Linked DNA regions of Homo sapiens: region 2 is linked to region 1. A link is a contact called in ENCODE Hi-C or POLR2A ChIA-PET data. All regions are on one chromosome and are shown on one strand. The core of a region is the stretch at or near the end of the contact, and the rest is flanking DNA. Distances in the headings are between cores, read along the strand shown. Region 1 holds the start of RFC2 (replication factor C subunit 2). Region 2 holds the start of FPASL (fibroblast proliferation associated lncRNA).

The links. Hi-C counts contacts between places; a loop is a spot of excess contacts on that map. ChIA-PET counts read pairs that join two places held with the same protein, here RNA polymerase II (POLR2A). Pooled maps may share reads with other maps.
Region 2: a map with no recorded cell type shows a loop between it and region 1 (13-fold over the local background). The contact joins the promoter of FPASL here to the promoter of RFC2 in region 1. A Hi-C loop is called at or near these places in 1 of 37 single-sample maps with no recorded cell type and 5 of 50 pooled maps. POLR2A ChIA-PET finds 5 or more read pairs at or near these places in 1 of 52 experiments (naive thymus-derived CD8-positive, alpha-beta T cell).

What each region holds. Positions count from the first base shown.
Region 1 is chr7:74,250,771-74,258,597 of GRCh38, reverse strand. It overlaps RFC2 (replication factor C subunit 2), which reads left to right and starts at 4,199. Exons shown (of 11, transcript NM_181471.3): 1 at 4,199-4,327; 2 at 6,100-6,169. The coding sequence starts at 4,215. RefSeq lists enhancers at 3,806-3,885, 3,359-3,961, 4,296-4,525, 3,962-4,564, 4,565-5,167 and 3 more and a silencer at 4,126-4,245.
Region 2 is chr7:76,314,218-76,322,044 of GRCh38, reverse strand. FPASL (fibroblast proliferation associated lncRNA) reads right to left here and starts at 3,798. Exons shown (of 2, transcript NR_186616.1): 1 at 1,598-3,798; 2 at 1-326. RefSeq lists enhancers at 2,935-3,931, 4,280-4,459, 3,932-4,928, 7,479-7,773 and a silencer at 3,760-3,999.

The sequences.
Region 1 (7,827 bases), core at 2,950-5,449:
ACAGACTAAAACTGGAACGACACAGAGAAGATGAGCAGGGCACCTAATTTTAAAAATGCTAACGAAAATGTTAGAAAAACCATAAATGGGGCTGGGCGCAGTGGCTCACGCCTGTAATCCCAGCACTTTGGGAGGCCGAGGCGGGTGGATCACAAGGTCAGGAGATCGAGACCATCCTGTCTAACATGGTGAAACCCCATCTCTACTAAAAATACAAAAAAAAAAAAAAAAAAAAATTAGCCAGTCGTGGTGGCAGGCGCCTGTAGTCCCAACTACTCGGAAGGCTGAGGCATGAGAATGGCATGAACCCGGGAGGTGGAGCTTGCAGTGAGCCGAGATCGCACCACTGCACTCCACGCTGGGTGACAGAGCAAGACTCCGTCTCAAAAAAAAGAAAAAAGAAAAACTATAAATGGGATGGAAGACCGCAGTGCCTGAAACACTTATTTAAATGATAGCATCACCATTTAAAAACAAAAATTAGTCAGGTGCGATGGCTCCCACCTGTAATCCCAGCACTATGGGAGGCAGAGGTAGGTGGATCACTTGAGCCCAGGAGTTCGAGACCAGCCTGGCCAACATGGTGAAACCCTGTCTCTACTAAAAATACAAAAATTAGCCGGGCATGGTGGCATGCACCTGTAATCCCAGCTACTCTGGAGGCTGAGACAGGAAAATCTATTCAACCTAGGAGGCAGAAGTTGCAGTGAGCCGATATCATGCCACTGTGCTCCAGCCTGGGTGACGGAGTGAGACCCCATCTCAAAAAATAAATAAAGGCTGGGCATGGTGGCTCACGCCTGTAATCCCAGCACTTTGGGAGGCTGAGGTGGGCGGATCACCTGAGGTCGGGAGTTTGAGACCAGCCTGACCAACATGGTGAAACACCGTCTCTACTAAAAATACAAAATTAGCTGGGTGTGGTGGCACATGCCTGTAATCCCAGCTACATGGGAGGATGAGCCAGAAGAATTGCTTGAGCCCGGGATGCGGAAGTTGCAGTGAGCCGAGATCATGCCATTGTACTCCAGCCTGGGTAACAAGATCGAAACTCCATCTCAAAATAAAAAAAAAATAAAAACAAAAACAAAAAATAGCTTAAAATCACAAAGAAATCCACTTGAAAACAAATAATAAATTTTCTTTTTTTTTTTTTGAGATGGAGTTTCGCTCTTGTTGCCCAGCTAATTTTTGTATTTTTACTACAGATGGGGTTTCACCATGCTGGCCAGGCTGGTCTTGAACTCCTGACCTCGTGATCGGCCCTCCTCGGCCTCCCACAGTGCTGGGATTACAGGCGTGAGCCACCGACCTGGCCTAAATTTTCTTTTTTTTATAGAGATAGGAGTCTTGCTACATTGCCCAGGTTGGGCTCAAACGCCTGGTCTCAAGCGATCCTCCCGCCTGGGCCTCCCAAAGTGCTGAGATTACTGGCATGAGCCACCAGGCCCAGACTAAGATAATGAACTTTTAAAATTCAATGTAAACAAGGCAAACAGCATCAAGTGTGCATGACATTCTGGGCCAATGGAGGCTGGAGTGGGCAGAGAGAAAACCAGGCTATCCTGTAGTCCTGATCTTGGCACGCCAGCAGATTTTCAGCCTTACATCCTGCAACATAACTCAGGAAGTAAGCTAACGGTGAAAGTCAAGGTGTCATTCAAACTAAGATGTGTTGCCTGACTTCTCTGACAATTTGATTGGAAGCCTCTGGATTTGGGGAAAGAGGATTTTGGTTTCAATTTTATTTCCTTTCTACATGCTTCCTCTTGGTGTATAACTGCCTTGCCCTCTTGTGATGACAGTCTGGGAGCTTAGCCTCAGTGTGTATTTAATTTCCTGAGATTTGAAGGATTTGCTGGGAGGAATTCTCCGTGGCTACTCTATGCCCTTTCACAAGAGCCTGTGGTTTCCCCAGCACTCCCTGGTTCCCCAACATTGCTGTTTTTCAGTCCCAGGGGAGCGGCTGGAGTTTTTAAGTTCTGAGCTCTGTTTGGGCCCAAGTCCAATAGGTCACAAAAGGCTCAGTCTAAAAAAAAGAAATGTCCTGACAGTGCAGCTTTGCCCTAAGAGTCACCTCCATCTCTGGTTCTCCTGGCATTCCATCAGTTAGAGGAGAGCCCTAGCAGCGCCAAAAGGCCTCCTGTAGAGTGGGGGTTTTTGGAGAATTATGAAAGGAACCGTGTTCTGTACTTATTAAAAATTAGTTTCTAAACTGTGTTATGTGATGGGAGGGATGTGTGTCATAGTGATTACAAGGAAAACATGAAGATTACAAAGGAACAATCCTATGGAAAAACCGCGGAGACATTTCAAGAAAAGTGTATATTTCAAGAGGAGTGTGTATTTTCTCCTCCGGAAAAATAAAAGACCTGTGAATAATGATTGAAAAAACAGACAAGACCGCTCCATCAGTTTAAAGGGGGAATAGGGGAGAGATGGCCAATTCAAACATTTTTTCCAAATTACATGGAAAGAAAAACACTGTGTTAAGTTGTGAATCTGTATACGTTAATACTATCGTTAAAACCAACTGCTTGGCCAGACGCGGTGGCTCACACCTGTAATCCCAGCACTTTGGGAGGCTGAGGCAAGCGGATCACTTGAAGTCAGGAGTTTGAGACCAGCCTGGTCAACGTGGCGAAACCCCATCTCTACTGAAAATACAAGTATTAGCCAGGTGTGGTGGCACACGCTTGTAGTCCCAGCTACTCGGGAGGTTGAGGCAGGAGAATCACTTGAACCTGGGAGCCTGACATTGCAGTGAGCTGAGATCACACCACTGTACTCCAGTCTGGGTGACAGAGTGAGACTCCATCTCAAAAACAAAAAACAAGAAACAAAACAAAGAATGGTCAAAGCACTTGTGAATCTGAAGTACCTACTTTCTTTTCTTCTTATTTTTTTAGAAACAGGATTTCACTCTGTCCCCCGGGGCTGGAGTACATTGACTTGATCATGGTTCACTGTGGCTTCAACCTCATGGGCTCAACCGATTCTCCTGCCTCAGCCTCCCGAGTAACTGGGACTACTGTCGCGTACCACCACAACTGGATAATTTAAAAAATTTTTTTTGTAGAGATGGGGTCTCACCATGTTGCCCAGGCTGGTCTCAAACTCCTCGGCTTGAGGGATCCTCCCACCTTAGCCTCCCAAAGTTCTGGGATCATCATTATTGAATATTATGACAATTTGGGCTATGGGAGGAAAGATTGGGTAGAAAAACAGCCCATAAGAATGCTCAAAACCCTTGCAAGGTTGAAGTATTTACTTTTTCTTTTTTGAGACAGGGTCTTGCTGCAGACCAGGTTGGAGTGCAGTGGTGTGATCAGAGATCACTGCAGCCTGCACCTCCTGGGCTCAAGCACTCCTCCGCCTCAGCTTCCTGAGTAGCTGGAACTGCAGGTGCGCGCCACCACGCCCGGCTACTTTTTTAATTTTTATTTTTGTAGAGACGGGGATCTCACTTTGTTGCCCAGGCTGGTCTCGAACTCCTGGGCTTAATCGCTCTTCCGGTCTCTGTCCCCCAAAGTGCTGGGATTAGAGGGGTGAGCCACCGCACCGGCCTTGAGTCCCTATTTTCCTGGAATGAACATTGCATTTCATCTGACAAAAGGACGGTTTCAGTTTCCTCCTCTGCAAAATGGGGTGGGGGTGGAATTCCCATCTTGCAGCCGAGAATTCCCTGATAATAAACGTCGAGTACCGAGCGCGGTTGAGGCGCAGGAGCCTACCCAACGGGAGCAGCTCACTAGGACATTCAGAGCAATCTGGAAAAGTGGGCACGGGCAGCCCCAGACGTCATCCCCGGACCCCGCTGCCCAGCAGCGCCCGGACGCCAGCGTTGTCCGTGTCCCAACACCGAAGCCCGCGTTTGGCCGCAACCCCTCCAGGCCCTGCTCCTCCCACGCCGCCGCGGAGCGGATCTTCCACAGAAACCACACACAAACGTCCGTTCCGAGAGCGACCTGCTTTCTCGGAAGGCGTCGCGGCCACAGCTCGCCTTCCTGTCGCTCCCAGGCCGGGCGCCAGGTCTCCCATAGCAACCGCGGCCTCCAGCGATGGCCGCCAGGGCACCACCGGAACCCTCTTCGCAGGCACAGAGAGGCGCGGGTACGTAACTTCCGCTCGCGCCCGGCGGAAGCCAGGGGGCGGGGCTTGCGTGGCGGCGTCAAGGGGCGGTGCCTCGGGTGGCGGGAAGAGGAGGCGCGAGAATGGAGGTGGAGGCCGTCTGTGGTGGCGCGGGCGAGGTGGAGGCCCAGGACTCTGACCCTGCCCCTGCCTTCAGCAAGGCCCCCGGCAGCGCCGGCCACTACGAACTGCCGTGGTGAGGTCCCAGGCCGTAAAGAATGGGCGCGTTTGGACGTGAGGGTGGGCGAGTGGCGGGCCGTGCTCCGGAGAAACTCGGGGGTCAGGGGCTCGTTTTGGGGAATCCCGAGGGAGGAGGAGGCCCCGGGTGGCATCGAGATGATTTCAAGAAGGCGACGGACATGGATCGAGAGTGGCCGGTCTAAACTCTGCGAGCGGAGTCTCGCTCACTACAATGCTTATGACAATTAGGGCTACCCCGGGTGGCCACCTACTCTGACCTAGTTGGTTTTTTCAAAAGTTTTTGTGTATAGTAGTGTATGACCTAGTGTTTTCAAAAACTTCAATCTTTTAAAAAAAATATCGATTACATGTTGAAAATAATATTTTGACTGTTAGGTTCAATAACATTTACATTTGAAATTTTTTTAAAAAAATCAAGACGGGGGTTTTGCTGTGTTGCCCAGGCTGATGTCCAGCTCCTTGGCTCAAGTGATCCCCCTGCCTCAGCCTCCTAAGTAGATGGGACTACAGGCACGCACCACCATGCCCAGTTAATTTTTTTTTTTTAGATGGAGTCACACTTTGTCACACAGGCTGGAGTGCAGTGGTGTGATTTCTGCTCACTACAACCTGCATCTCCCTGGTTCAATCAATTCTGCCTCAGCCTTCCTAGTAGCTGGGATTACAGGCATGTACCATCACACCCTGCTAATTTTGTGTTTTTAGTAGAGGCTGGGTTTCACCATGTTGGCCAGGCTGGTCTCGAAGTCCTGATCTCAAGTGATCCGTCCGCCTCGCCTTCCCAAAGTGCTGGGATTACAGGCATGAGCCACTGTACCCAGCCTAGGCCTACGGTGTCTAGCCAGCTATGCTGTGTATTTGGCACACGTCTGCAGAAACTGGCAGGTAATCCTTGCCTGGCATGGTGGCTCACGCCAGTAATCCCAGCACTTTGGGAGGCTGAGGTGGGCAGATCACCTGAGGTTGGTAGTGACCCAAGATCGCACCATTGCACTCCAGCCTGGGCAACAAGAGCAAAACTCTGTCTCCAAAAAAAAAAAAAAGAAAAGAAACTGGCAGGTAAGGGATGAGAAAGGAGCTTGGTTGCACCCATGTTGTCACACCAAATGATGTCAGTGCTGTATGTGCTGGGCCTCTTGTGACGGGCGGACAGGGTTGCAGCACAGTGTCACATTGCTCCAGATGACCTGTGCTGGCCGTGCTCCAGCAGCAACAGGTGTTTCTCTGCTGTGGCAGGTTTGAAGCCTATGCTGTACAATTCTCATGCCTTTAACTTTTCAAATGGCACTTGGGCATCTTATTACATTTTATTTATTTATTATTTATTTTTGAAACAGAGTCTCACTCTGTAGCCCGGGCTGGAGTATAGTGGCATGCATGATCTCAGCTCACTGCAACTTCTGCCTCCCAGGTTCGAGCTACTGTGCCTTAGCCTCCCAAGTAGCTGGGATTACAGACGCACACCACCACATCCAGCTAATTTTTGTATTTTAAGTAGAGATGAGGTTTCACCATGTTGGCCAGACTGGGCTCAAACTCCTGACCTCAATTGATCCACCCGCCTCAGCCTCACAAAGTGCTAGGATTACAGGTGTGAGCCACTGCGCCTGGCTGTCATCTTATTACATTTAAAACTTGCAACCATTTGGCATAGTTGTACTGAATGTATGTAATTTTTTAACAAAGCTCTCAGGATAACCCTTAGGTGCTTTTTGTGGGGTAGTGTGAAGATAACCATGTCAGCATTTTTATGCATTTTCTTAACAGGGTTGAAAAATATAGGCCAGTAAAGCTGAATGAAATTGTCGGGAATGAAGACACCGTGAGCAGGCTAGAGGTGAGTGGCTTTTTTTTTTTTTGAGACAGAGTCTCGCTCTGTCGCCCAGGCTGGAGTGCAGTGGTGCGATCTCCGCTCACTGCAAGCTCCGCCTCCCGGGTTCATGCCATTCTCCTGCCTCAGCCTCCCCAGTAGCTGGGACTACAGGTGCCCACCACCACACCCAGCTAATTTTTTGTATTTTTAGTAGAGACGGGGTTTCACCGTGTTAGCCAGGATGGTCTCAATCTCCTGACCTCATGATCCTCCCGCCTCGGCCTCCCAAAGTGCTGGGATTACAGGCGTGAGCCACCACACCTGGCCTTTTTTTTTTTTTTTTTTTTTTTTTTTGAGATGGAGCCTCCCTCTGTCGCCCAGGCTGGAGCGCATTGGCGTAATCTGGCCTCTCTGCAAGCTCTGCCTGCTGGGTTCACGCCATTCTCCTGCCTCAGCCTCCGGAGTAACTGGGACTACAGGCGCCCGCCACCATGCCTGGCTAATTTTTTTTGTATTTTTAGTAGAGATGGGGTTTCACCGTGTTAGCCAGGATGGTCTCGATCTCCTGACCTCGTGATCTGCCCACCTCGGCCTCCCAAAGTGCTGGGATTACAGGCGTGAACCACCGCGCCCGGCCTTTTTTTTTTTTTTTTTTGAGATGGAGTCTCGCTCTGTCGCCCAGGCTGGAGTGCAGTGGCGCCATCTCAGCTCACTGCAAGCTCCGCCTCCTGGGTTTAAGCAATTCTTCTGCCTCAGCCTCCCCAGTAGCTGGGACTACAGGCACACGCCACCACGCCTGGCTAATTTTTTTATTTTTAGTAGAGATGGGGTTTCACCGTGTTGGCCAGGCTGGTCTTGAACTCCTGACCTCGTGATCCGCCTGCCTCGGCCTCCCAAAGTGCTGGGATTACAGGCGTGAGCCACCACGAGCGGCCTTGAGTAGGTTTTTAAAAGATGACCTAAGGCTGGGCACAGTGGCTTACACCTGTAATCCCAGCACCTTGGGAGGCTAAGGCGGGCAGATTACTTGAGGCCAGGTGTTTGAGATCAGCCTGGGCAATGTGGTGAAACCAGTCTCTACGAAAAAATTTAAGAATGAGCTGGGTGTGGTGGCACATGCCTGTAGAGTCTGAGGTTCAAACTGGGCATGGTGACAAGTGCCTGTAATCCCAGCTACTCGAGGCCAAGGCAGGAGGATCCCTTGAGCCCAGGAGTTTGACGCTGCAGTGAGCTATGATCACGCCACTGCACTCTAGCCTAGGTGACAGAGTGGACACCCTTACTTTGAGAAACAAAAAGAGTTTGGGCTTCATAGTGAGGGCAGGGAGGAGTCAAGGATTTCAGTTAGGGAAAAATGTTTTAATAGGGCCGGGTGTGGTGGCTCACACCTGTAATCCCAGCACTTTGGGAGGCCAAGGCGAGTGGATCACCTAAGGTCAGGAGTTCACGACCAGCCTGGCCAACATGGCAAAACCCCGTCTCTACTAAAAATAAAAATTAGGCAGGCATGGTGGTGGGCGTCTGTAATCCCAGCTACTCAGGAGGCTGAGGCAGGAGAATCGCTTGAACCCGGGAGGCGGAGGTTGCAGTGAGCCGAGATTGTGCCATTGTACTCCAGCCTGGGCAACAAGAGCAAAGCTCCATCTCAAAAAAAAAAATGTTTTAATAGGTGTGTACTTTAG
Region 2 (7,827 bases), core at 2,549-5,048, 2.1 Mb before region 1:
TTTGCTGCCTTTGAGCACTGATGTGACTCTGGCCTTGTGATTTTAAATATAGATAGTTGAAATTTGGTGGTCCCAAAACAGATATCTTGAATTAGAATATTTAATTCCATTTAAAGGGTAGTTAGGTGGTATTGGGGCACTTGAATCCCAAACACAAAAATTGAAAAGAACGTTACAGTGATTGGCTACAGACCCACTCCTTGATATGGCAGATAAATTCCTCTATGGGTTGTGGAACCTTGAAAGTCACTGTTGGCATTTTACTCCCAATGTTCATATTTCTCCTTACAAAAAGGACATTCTCGGCCAGGCGCAGTGGCTCACGCCTGTAATCCCACCACTTTGGGAGGCCGAGGCGGGCGGATCACCTGAGGTCAGCAGTTCGAGACCAGCCTGGCCAACATGGCGAAACCCTGTCTCTGCTAAAAATACAAAAAAATTAACTGGGTGTGGTGGCTCGTGCCTGTAGTCCCAGCTACTTGGGAAGCTGAGACACAAGAATTGCTTAAACCCAGGAGGCAGAGGTTGCAGTGAGCTGACATCACGCCACTGCACTCCAACCTGGGCAACCGTGAGACCCTGTCTCAAAAAAAAAAAAAAAAAAGGACATTCTCTAATATAACCGCCATACTGTTATCACCCAATTAATAATTCCCTAATATCAGCCCATATGCAAATTTCTCCAAATTGTCCTCAGAATGCATTTGATAGCTTTTTCCAATCCCCCTCCCGCACCACCTAGACTCCAATTAAAATTCATTAATTGCATTTCAATATTAGATTTCTTTGCCTATTTTTTTTTTTTTTTAAGAGACAGGGTCTCAGTTGCCCTGGTTGGAGTGCTTTGGACAATCAGAGCTCACTGCAGCCTCCAACTCATGGACTCAAACAGTCCTCCCAACTCAGTCTCCCGAGTAGCTGGGACCACAGGGCTGCACTACCACTTCCGGCTAATTTTTTTCTTTTTTTTTTTTCAACATGGCCTTCCAATAAATCTATTTTTATTTTTTGTAAAGATGGGTATGTTGTCTAGGCTGTTCCTGAATTTCTGGCCTCAAGTGATCCTCTCACCTTGGCCTCCCAAAGTGTTAGAATTAATGGGCATGAGCCACCACGCCTGGGCCTGATAATGGCTTGAGACCAGGCTACTTGACAGTCTCAAGGCCCCACGTTCTGGGTTTGTCCAGTTGTCTGTGCCTATGTCATTTAGCTTGTTTCCTGCCCTTGTTGGGGTACTTTTTTTGTCTTAAGAACTTTGCTTTCTCCTCCATTTAACCTTCTCACTGGTTCACTCTGTGTTTTTTTTTTTTTGTTTTTTTTTTGAGATGGAGTCTCGCTGTGTCACCCAGGCTGGAGTGCAGTGGTGCGATCTTGGCTCTCGGCAAGCTCCGCCTCCTGGGTTCACACCATTCTCCTGCCTCAGCCTCCCAAGTAGCTGGGACTACAGGCACCCACCACCACGCTCGGCTAATTTTTTGTATTTTTAGTAGAGACGGGATTGCACCATGTTAGCCAGGATGGTCTCGATCTCCTGACCTTGTGATCCACCCACCTCGGCCTCCCAAAGTGCTGGGATTACAGGCGTGAGCCACCACGCCCGGCTACTCTGTGCTCTTAAGCAACTACCAGCAGCAGAGCCTGTTACCTAAGCGGACAAGGCCAAAGCCACTGCTCTGAAAGGCCAGAGGGATTGGCCACTACCCATGGGGACCATCTTGTTTTCTGACTGGAGTCTTCTGGGCTCGGGGATTTGCCTCCTCAATCCTCTCCTGCCTCCCCTGGATGGGAAAAGTACAGTATTAGGTGGTTTAATAAGCACTGGCTTTGACTCACATCCTCACTTGGCCCACTGGGTCCTGGTGGTCTGCAGCTGTTCTGCCCCTATGCCTGGGGGAGGTGGGGAGACAGCACAGCCCACCTTATTCACTAGAGTTAACTCAGGAACCAGAAGCATGCCTGAGACACTTCTTTCATACTGGATCTACACTAGGGGAATCACAATCTTGGTGTTAAATTAGTTCTTCCCACTGTGGTCGGCAAATTACCCTACCACTCATTGGCTTGTAGGAGCTGAGAAGATAAATGAAAGCCTTTTTTTTTTTTGAGACGGAGTCTCGCACTATTGCCCGGGGTTGGAGTGCAATGGCGTGATACCAGCTCACTGCAACCTCCGCCTCCTGGGTTCACGTTGATTCTCCTGCCTCAGCCTCCCGAGTAGCTGGGATTACAGGCATCCACCACCATGCCTGGCTAATTTTTTTGTATTTTTAGTAGAAACAGGGTTTCACTATGTTGGCCAGGCTGGTCTTGAACTCCTGACCTCGTGATCCGCCCGCCTTGGCCTCCCAAAGTGCTGGGATTACCAGGCATAAGCCACCGTGCCTGGCCACAAGAAAGCCTCTTTTTACTCACTTAACCTGAAGCCAGATTTTAGAGATGAGGTTTCATTGGTTGTCAGTTTTTTTGTTTTGTTTTGAGACAGGATCTCGCTCTGTTGACCAGGCTGGAGTGCAGTGGTGCAGTCATAGCTCACTGCAGCCTCCACCTGCTGGACTCAAAGCAATCCTGTTTCAGCGTCCCAAGTAGCTGGGCTATCTGGCCTGGCTAATTTTTAAATTCTTTTTGTAGAGACTGGGTTTTACTATACTATGTTGCCCAGGCTGGTCTTGAACGCCTGGGCTTAAGCGATCCTCCTGCCTCGGTCTCCCAAAGTGTTGGGATTACAGGTGTGAGCCACCATGCCCAGCTGGGTTATGTTCTTTAAAGCCAGATAGCAAACTCACTTTTTATTCCATTAGGTTTATCAAAGCAGACTGCCTTCCAAGAGACGGTATTTTTTAGTGTTAAGTTGACAAGGGGTTTTGCCTGCTAAGTTTGCCGAGTAAATCCTCGGACAAGGATTGTGGGTAGTGGGCAGACCAAGAGTGAGAAATATTCTCTTGCCCTAAATCAGGAGACTACATTAGAAACAGACAAGATAGACTCAGGAAATAAAGGCTAAAAGGTATGAAGGACAAGGCAGCTTGTAGCTGACTGCAAGCATTGTGGGGTGAGTCTTTTTTTCATGTAATCTCCCTAAATACCGTCCAAGTCTCCAAGGTCAAACAGATGCCACCTCCCGCTGCTGGGGCGGGGCCACATTGAGTAATAATCATTGCTCCCCGTGGTATGTTAGCACTTCGATTTCTTTCGCCTAGTGGCGACAGAGCCAAAATGAAACTGAGTAAGTACAAAACAGCAAAATAGCATTGGCCGCATCCCTCAGGGCCTCACGCACGCACCAGCCACAGCTGGTCTGGCCGCCCTGCCCCATTCCTTGAGCCACAAAATGCTGCAGTGATGCTGGTTTGCAAAGCCCCAGAGCTAGGTCGGGGGATTCAGCATCCCTCCCGGCCCAGGTCTGGGCCCCCTCCCTACCCCAACCTGGGGGCTCTTGCAGTAGGTCCCCTGCCGACCCTTCCCGGCTCTGAAGCTGGCTTTCCCGGGGATCGCCTCTTCCAGACCCCGGACTCCAACAGCGTCCTCGAGCCCAGCCACCCCCGCCTCCAACCCACCTGGGAGCTCCATCCTCGGCCCTATCTCTGAGCACCTCCCCTCCCCAAACGCCCAGACCCCCGGCCAAGGAAGCCTTTTGCTGCCTGCCGTCTCCCCGAGGGGCCTCCTTTGCATTGGCGAGCCGTTCGTCCCTGGCCCCGGCGTGCACTGGCGCGCCTCTGTCCCCCGGGTTCCTCGACGTAAGACAGGTTTCTAGGACGGTGCAGAGGCCAGGGCGCCCGGACTACGCGGAAGCCCGGATGTGGGCCGGGCGGGACCACGGCTGTGTATGTAGCCCCGCCCCGGGGGCGGCCGCCTTCCCCTCGGGCATGGCAAGAGCCAATCACAGGCCAGCGTGTCCCCGCTCCGCCAATGGTCGGACTGTTGCTAGGGCCTGGGTCCCTGCCCCGAAATCGGCCCGCTTAGCGGCCCCGGGGCTTCATTTGTTGCAGATCCCGCCCTCCAGCCACTGGGGAGCTTTTATCTCCCAACTTCACCCGCTTCTCTCTCCTCCGTCTTCCGCCTCCACCTTTGTTACGTGCTTGGGAGGATGGAGCCTTGGGCTCGTGGTGGGCCCTTGGTCCCACGCCTGCCCTTCAGTTTCTCCATCTGAATAATGACGTGATCTCTCGTGTCCCGGCCCGTACTGGTTGGCTATCCTTTCTTACCTACACATCTCTGCTTCTGAAAACAGCCCTGGGAGGTCTGCGTTGTTCCCAGATTGCAGAAGAGGAAACTCCTGGCCCCCGATGCACACAACAGCTGGGCGGTTTCTGGTGGCTACCTGGGTCTGACGGGTTCCATCACTTTACACGCGGGAGCCATGGTGCAACAGTGAGGGAGGGGGCAGATCTGGTGTCCTGGCGACACTGAGGCCAGGTCCTGCCTCTCTTTGGTATCCCAGGCCCTCCACAGCTAGGTCCCAACCTGCCTGTCCAACCTCCGCTGCCCTCATGCCCCAGGTGTTACAGCCCCATCAGCCTCCTGTGCGCCCTTCAAGGTCCTCTGCTCCAATACCCTTCCCTCCCACGGTCCTGATGATGATAACTGAATCGAACAGTGGCTGCCAGCCAGGGCCAGGGCCCTCCCCCATCATCAGTCCTGAAAGATGTCAGAAATGGAATAAAGACACCCAGTCTCCCCGCTTCCCATCTCCTGACATAGAGTTGTATAATCCCAGGCCGAGAGGGAGTTGAGTTGCCCAAGTCACTATCAAGGCTGGATTTAGGAATTAAAAATCAGCTCCAGTGAGGTTGCTGACTGTTTAGAAAGGTGGGATTTCTGTCGCTCAGCAATGTCTATTTTCTTTTTCTTTCTTTTTTAGAGACAAGGTGTCACTCTGTTGCCCAGGCTGTACTGGAGTGCAGTGGTGCAATCATAGCTCACTGGAGCCTCCAAATCCTGGGCTCTGAGTAGCTGAGACTATAGGTGTGCACCACCATACCCAGCTGATTTCTAAATTTTTTTTGTAGAAACAGTCTCACTGTGGTGCCCAGACTGGTCTCGAGTACCTGACCTCAAGCCTCAGCCTCCCAAAGTGTTGGGATTACAGGTGAAAACCACTGTGCCCGACCCAATGTTTCATTTTCTGAATAAAGGGCTGTTGGGGGACAAAAGCTTAAGAGCTCAGGATTTGGATTCTCATCCCACCATGTCCTAATTAGGTGACATAACCTCTCAAGGTATTTAGCCTTTTAGAGGATCAGTTTCTACATCTGTAAAACGAGAATAATACAACCTACCTCAAAAATGTCTAGCAGTGACTGAGTGCTTACTATCGGCTCTCAGCAGCCTTCTAAAGACTTCACAGTGGCTGGGTGCAGAGGCTCAAGCCTGTAATCCCAGCACTTTGGGAGGCTGAGGCAGGAGGATCGCTGGAGACTGGGAGTTCCAGACCAGCCTGGGCAACATAGCGAGATCCTATCTCTACCAAAATTACAAAATTAGCCAGGCATATTGACAAATGCTTGTGGTCCCGGCTACTTGGGAGGCTGAGGTAGGAGGGTAGCTGGAGTCCAAGAATTCGAGGCTGTAGTGAGCTGTAATGGTGCCATGGCACTCCAGCCTGGGCAACTGAGCAAGATCCTGTCTCAAAAAAAAAAAAAAAAAAGCCAGGCATGGTGTCTCATGCCTGTAATCCCAGCACTTTGGGAGGCCGAGATGGGTGGATCACCTGAGGTCGGGAGTTAGAGACCATCCTGACCAACATAAAGAAACCCCATCTCGGCCCGGCGCGGTGGCTCACGCCTGTAATCCCAGCACTTTGGGAGGCCGAGGCGGGTGGATCATGAGGTCAGGAGATCGAGACCATCCTGGCTAACAAGGTGAAACCCCGTCTCTACTAAAAATACAAAAAATTAGCCGGGCGCGGTGGCGGGCGCCTGTAGTCCCAGCTACTCGGGAGGCTGAGGAAGGAGAATGGTGTGAACCCGGGAAGCGGAGCTTGCAGTGAGCCGAGATTGCGCCACTGCAGTCCGCAGTCCGGCCTGGGCGACAGAGCGAGACTCCGTCTCAAAAAAAAAAAAAAAAGAAACCCCATCTCTACTAAAAATACAACATTAGCCGGGTGTGGTGGCAGGTACCTGTAGTCCCAGCTACTCGGGAGGCTGAGGCAGGAGAATCGCTTGAACCCGGGAGGCAGAGGTTGCGGTGAGCCGAGATAGTGCCACTGCACTCCAGCCTGGGCAACAAGAATGAAACTCAGTTAAAAAAAAAAGAATACTTCTTAGGTATTAATTCATATAGTTGCATCATTTGCAGATGAGGAAACTGAGACTTAGCAACATGCCCAAGGTCCCACAGCTAAGAAGTAAGTGGCCAAGTGGGATTGAACCCAGGCAGTGTGACATGAGTTCCTGCAACCATAACTGCGATCCCGTGCTGCCGCTCAGTGGAGTGGGGTTGCTATGAGGATTTAATAAGCTAACGAGTGATTGGCAGCTAGCAGGTGCCTCCTAAAATGTGCCAGTTCTGATTAGGATCAGAGTGGAAACAGTGGTCAACCCCCCTGCAGCAGAGGGTGTGACAGGGTGGGGCAGGAGCCCGGGCTCAGGCCTTGGCTGCCAGACCCTTCCAAGGCAGAGAGAGTGGGCTGGGTCTTCCAGGAGGGAAATTCAGGGAGGCTTGAAGGCCCTTGGAAACTGAAGCCCAGGGCAGAGGAGAACCGGGCTAAAGGCGTGCTGGGTGTGGGGCTGGGGAGAGGGGCAGTGGGGAGGTGTCAGAGTTTTTCAAGACTGGGCCTCTTTTTATTTTTGTTGAGACAGGGTCTCGCTTTGTCACCCAGGCTGGAGTGCAGTGGCACAATCTTAACTTGCTGCAACATCCACCTCCTGGGTTCAAGCAATTCTCCTGCCTCAGCCTCCCGAGTAGCTGGGATTACAAGCATCCGTCACCACACCTGGCTAATTTTTGTATTTTTAGTGGAGACGGGGTTTCACCATGTTGGCCAGGCTGGTCTTGAACTTCTGACCTCAAGTTATCCACCTGCCTCAGCCTCCCAAAGTGCTGGGATTACAGGCATGAACCACCATGTCCGGCTTGTCTCTTTGTTTTATTTATTTATTTATTTATTTATTTATTTATTTATTTATTTATAAGAAACAGAGTCTCGCTCTGTCTTCCAGGCTGGAGTGCAGTGTTGTGATCATATCTCACTGCAGCCTCAAGCTTCTGGGCTCAAGCAATCCTCCCACCTCAGCCTCCCGAGCAGCTGGGGCTGTAGGTTTGCACCTACTGCCATGCCATGTCCGGCTACTTTTTCCTTTTTTTTTTTTTTTTTTTGTAGAGAAGGGATCTCACTATGTTGTCCAGGCTGGTCTCACATTCCTAGGCTCAAGCGATCCTCCCGCCTCAGCCTCCCAAAGTGCTGGGATTACAGGTGTGAGACACTGCGTCTGGCCAAGACCAAGTCAATTGCCCCTGTTTGCGCTCTACAGGGCTCAGAACCTGGGCAGAGATTCCTGAAGGTTCTGGACTGGGCAGTGTTGGTGCCTGAGGAATTCATCCTCTCTGGGAGGGCACCAGGGGGCAGTCGCTTACTGTCCTATCTGGGCCTGGGAGTGGGGCGATGTGGGTCCGCAAACCCCAGGGCGTCCTCTAGGGGGCAGTCTCGGGCCTGCCTGCGCACAGCTCCATCCTCCGTGTGGGAGGGGCTGAGGCTTCCTGCCTGATCTTGACTTGAGCCCGGGTGGGGATTGATTTATCTTTCTCCCACCCAGAGCCCACTACCCCCTGCTGAGGGGATCGGTCTGTGGGGCTGCTCCCAGGGTTCAAGGCTTTCAGGCTGGGCAGACC